Regions from separate parts of the Homo sapiens genome. Here region 2 is linked to region 1. A link is a loop called in an ENCODE intact Hi-C map of the cell type or tissue named here. Cell type or tissue: heart left ventricle. All regions are shown on one strand.

The links. Hi-C counts contacts between places; a loop is a spot of excess contacts. Peaks named below come from ENCODE experiments on the same cell type or tissue, not always from the same donor. Only the 100,000 strongest peaks of a DNase experiment are listed, where the experiment ranks them.
Region 2: it touches region 1 in a loop (7-fold over the local background); 109 of 110 quality-filtered maps call a loop at or near these places.

What each region holds. Positions count from the first base shown.
Region 1 is chr17:43,759,200-43,761,699 of GRCh38, forward strand. No RefSeq gene overlaps it. Among named protein-coding and RNA genes, the nearest start is that of SOST, 1.7 kb to the left of the region's middle. RefSeq lists a silencer at 1,242-1,536. In heart left ventricle, a CTCF peak has its summit at 1,370 (motif pointing left); a DNase peak (open chromatin) is centred at 1,362; H3K27me3 peaks cover 5 bases.
Region 2 is chr17:43,695,474-43,697,973 of GRCh38, forward strand. The region is part of intron 3 of LINC02594 (long intergenic non-protein coding RNA 2594); the gene reads left to right. Among named protein-coding and RNA genes, the nearest start is that of LINC02594, 32 kb to the left of the region's middle. In heart left ventricle, no CTCF peak of the experiment used is centred here; a DNase peak (open chromatin) is centred at 1,288; H3K27ac peaks cover 960 bases.

The DNA of each region.
Region 1 (2,500 bases):
TATTCCATTTCTCAGGCCAAGTTCATTTGTCACCCCACCAACAAATGGCCCAAGGCGTTTCTGTTTGACCCCCATAGACCCAGCCAGAGGCAAAAAGATGCTTTTAAAGAAATCCCATTGGTCCCAACTCCACAAGTCTCAGCATTCATTGTCCTAACCAAGAAAGCCTCTCTTGGTATTCTCTGGAAGGCAAGAGAGAGAACTAGAGGGTCAGAGCAAGGGTGCCCGCTTGGGAGAGAGGGCAGGATTCTGGTTACAAATCGAGGATGCGCTGGTCACTCAGGCTCCTGTGGTGGACAGCACAGAGGAAATCCCAGCTCATGCTCCTCAGGGATCCTGTGCACTGTGACAGGCACTTCTGAGCCAGGGCACTCACTGTGGCTCGCAGGGTGATGTGCTGAAGACAGTCATTTCCCCAACCAGTCTGTGTGTGTGAGAAGACAACACCAAATTCCTTTCCTTAGCAAAAGCCACAGCCAGCGTTTTTAGTGCTGACATTTTATTTTCTTGTCTTCCAGCTGGTTACATTTTTCAAAAACAGTTTTGAGTCCTGTATGGAAAGCTTCATTGGTGCACACCACAGGATGTGTTCCATGAAGCCATCCCAGGACCAAGTGGTCACAAAGAAGCTAAGAGAAAATGCTGCCTTGGCCCTGCATATAATGAGCCACACAGGGCCGGGGCGGGGGGCGGGGGGGCAGGTAGAGGCGTGGGGGAGAAGGATTCACACCTGAGGTGCAAGAAGAGAAAGGAAGGCCAGAGGAATCTTTCATTGAAGACAGATTGTTTGAGGACAAGCAGCTCCTGTGAAGAGGCTGCCCAGATCCTCTGGTATTTTAACTGGGCAATGAATCAGCATGCCCCACCTGCAGAGCCTCTGCAAGTCCTTTGCCACCTGCCTCAACTTGCAAGTCGCTGTGTCCATCTGCAGCCGACTGTCCTCCTTTCCATCATCCATCATCCGACACATGAATGCAGCTGCTCTGACAGTTTTACAAGCCAGACAGAAGCCCCCTCAGGAAGGGCCCTCTCTGATACCTGCTTCCTAAGTCAGTTTCCTTCAGGGCAGATGAAAACAGCTGTGGCCATTGTTGGGGGTGATCTATCTCTCCCAGCAGAGCCGGTAGTGTTGTGAGAAGCTGGCCCTCCGCGCCACCTCCCCTTGTCTATGACCCTCCAGCCTCCTTTTCCCTTGCTCTGGAATGTGGACTGTTAACCCTCTCATGACCAGACGACTGCCTTCTTGCAATGGACTTGGGAGAGAGCAGTTCTGATGCCTGGGTTCCTTGAGCAGGTAGGATGGATGCTTATAGCCCCACCTGCTGTTGGGAGCGGCTGGACCGTCTGCATTAAACAGAGGCAGTGGGATTCATCCCTGGAACGCGTCTGCCACCTGCTGGAGACAAAAGGAGGGGTGACTGCAGGATGGCAAGTCTCAGGACTGGACGTGATTTCCTTTCCTTTCCTTTCCTTATTTGGAAGTGAAGTAATATTAAAAGGAAAAAGAAGAATCCAGTGGACTTGAACCTCTAAATGATCCACACCCCTCTGAATGGCTCAGCGAGAACCTGCTGTGACATCTTCTGCTGTTTCATTTAATGTTAAGTCATTGACAGCTGTTTATTTTTACTCAGTCCACAAACTTGTCATTGTTCACAGTACTCCCTGGAATTAAACCCCCAGGGTTTTAGCTGATTCCTATTGTGAGTAGTTTAGGTTATTTCCAATTTTTTTTCCTATTTCCAGCAGGGTTGCTATGAACATCCTTGTACGGCTGAAATTTTTTTTTTTTTCTTTTTTTGGCAGATTCTCTCTGTGGCCCAGGCTGCAGTGCAGTGGCACAATCTTGGCTCACTGCAACCTCCACCTCCTGGGTTCAAGCAATTCTCCTGCCTCAGCCTCCCGAGTAGCTGGGATTACAGGAATGCACCACCACGCCCGGCCAATTTTGTATTTTTAGTAGAGACGGGGGTTTCTCCATGTTACTCAGGCTGGTCTCGAACTTCTGACCTCGGGTGATCTGCCCAACTCGGCCTCCCAAGGTGCTGGGGATTAGAGGCATGAGCCACAATGCCCGGCCTCAGAGTAATTTTTTAAATTAAAATTTTAAAATGTGGATATAATTATAAATTTAAATATACTTATAAGAAATAAAAGCCTGGGCAACATGGTGAGGCCTAGTCTCTACAAAAAATTTAAAAATTAGCTGGGCATGGGGTCGCACGCCTGTGGTCTTAGCTACTTGGGAGGCTGAGGTGGGAGGTTCACTTGAGGTTGAGGTCGAGGCTGCAGTGAGCCATACTTGGGCCACTGCACTCCAGCCTGGATGACAGAGTGAGACCCCGTCTCAAAAAATAAAAATAAAAAAAAGAAAATGCAGACTCCGTGTATCCTTTATCCAGTTTCCCACAACAATAACACCTTGCGAAACTATAGGACAATATCACAACTAGGATATTGATATTGACACAATTTACCAATCTTACCCACATCTCCCGTG
Region 2 (2,500 bases), 64 kb before region 1:
ACTCTGTTGCCCAGGCTGGAGTGCAGTGGCACAATCTCGGCTCACTGCAACCTCCACCTCCCGGGTTCAAGCGATTCTCCTGCCTCAGCATCCCTGATAGCTGGGACTACAGGCTCCCACCACCACGCCCAGCTAATTTTTATATTTTGAGTAGAGACAGGGTTTCACCATGTTGGCCAGGCTGGTCTCAACCTGCCTGGCCTCCCAGAGTGCTGAGATTACAGGTGTGAGCCACCACGCCAGTCTACTGCCATTGTCCATGATTTTTCCTACAGGGAAAATCACAATCCCAGAAGATAAGACAAAGAACAGTAAAAGGTGGCTTTTGAGGCAGTGAGTTCTACCTGAAGGTGGGAACAGCCCAGAGTGTCTGGGGACAGAGTGGTAAATTCTAATCAAGCCTTCCCATGGCTTTGTGGATGAGGATGAGTTTCTACCCTGAAGCTCGGCCTGTTCAGCCATAAAATCAGGATAATGGTGGCTGTGCCTCCTTAGAGTAGAATGAGAATCAGAGCAGAACAAGGGAAAGCTGCAGTGACTTGTCAGGTGTCAACCTTCAGCATGATGGGAGAGCCATGGGACCCTTCCCCTTTCCCTAAGAGAGCCAGCCCTCACAGCAGGCCTGGGATCCAATGCCCAGCACCCAGCTGGGAGCCCAGGGACCTTGGCCAAAATCTGGTTCTGCTTCAACTTGGTGCCCGGCCTTTGTCAAGTCACTTCCTCATTTGCAAACTGGGAGAGTTTGGATGAAACTATTGAATGAAATTATTTTGGGGGTTTCTTTCTGGCTCTCACAGTCCTCGCATGCTCACCATGTTCCCTTCAATTTCATTAGCACAGCCCAACAAAGGGTTAAGCAGTGGCAGTTCCTCTCGTTCTTTGGTTAGGACAGGAAGGTCAGGGGTGAGGCCAATACAAGAGGTAGCCGCCACAGCTGATGCTGGAAATGACAATAGTTCTTTCCTAGACTCATATTTGTCCCCTCTCCCTGAAGCTTTGCCTGCAGTGCCCTTGTAAAGAAGTTGGCAAGAAGCAGGAGTGAGGCTCAGCCCCTCTCTGAAATGGATACGCCGGTTGCTCCCCCTCATGGCTGGTCTCATTTGCCTTCTTCATTTTTAGACACATTCCAAACTTTTCAGCAAATTATAGTGTTTGCCAACTGGCCGTCTGGGGCCCAGGAGAGATGCTATTTATAGCGATGCTGGGATGCTGCCATCCCAGAGCAGCCTGGTAAGAAACGGAGCCAGAGTGCCTGGGAGTGGCGTCCTGCACCCTGGGGAGAGGCCAGGGCCCTGGAGCAGGGTGGCAAAGCTGGTGGCCCGTGGCAAGGACCACTGGCACATCCCCTGCCTGCCTGGGCCCTGGGGTCTGTGCCCATACCCCACACGGGGGGCTGCTTCCGTGCTCCTTGGAGAGACGATGGTGCTGTGGGGCCACTGAGCACAGTAAAGGCTAAGACCCACCATAGGTCAGCCCTTGCTCATGCTGACTGTTGCCCCATTTCCCTTCATTCTCTCACTCGTTCATTCCTCAGAATCTGCATCCTGGTTTTGTCACTACCTGGAGTTGTAAAGATACCACCAAGCTCACCTTGTGGTGTGAGCCTTGATTTTCCCCATCTGTGTAAAGGGTGGATCTGAGCTCCAAAGTTCCTTCTAGTCATATGCAGAGTGCATAATAAATGTGTTTGTATTCCCACTGTGCTCAGTGGGCACTGGGGCATGCAGAAGAGAAATTGGAATAAATGTGACCCTTGTCCTCCAGAGGCTCAGTACCAGACTGGAACCAGGACCCAGATGAGGGGCCTACCCAGAGAGGGCAGCGTGCTCTCCTATTTGTGTTAGGCGTTACCATTTACAAAGGGCTTTACGGCTTTGAAGGTCCCCACAACGCCCTGAGGAGGTGAAGTGTGGCAATGCCCGTTCACTTGGGAAAATACTGCATCTCAGAGAGACCAAGGGACTCGCTTAAGGTCACACAGATACAGTAAGTAAGTAGGGAAAGAGCTGGGGCCTCTGGGCTCCTTTTCCGGGGCTCTGGCCTCGGTTTTAACCCGTTCTCCTAGACCTCTCAGTCTCTGGGCCTCCCCTCTGTGTTCCCCACCCCCACTTTCCATCAAGAGCTCAGTTCTCTTAAGTTCTATATTCTCTCTTCCCCACCCCTAGAAATCTCTGCCCGCTTCCAGAAAAGGCTTTGATTCCGTCATTTTTGGCATTTCCCACCCAGGAATCAAGGCTGCCTCCTCTGTGAGGAAGGCGTGTGGAAGGCGAGCAGCTGAGGACACCTCTTTTTAAGAGAAGCTTCTCCATGTTCTTAGCCAGGTTATATAACTTCTTTTGCTTCTTTCTTTTCCACATTCTACATATTTTTCACAATGAGGATGTGTCACTTCTATAGTTAAAAATGGAAATCTTCATTTAAAAGAACAATCAGACACAAGGCAAGGTATGCTTACCTTCCCAATGACCAAGGAGCAGGGAGACATTGGTCGTGGAGGCCA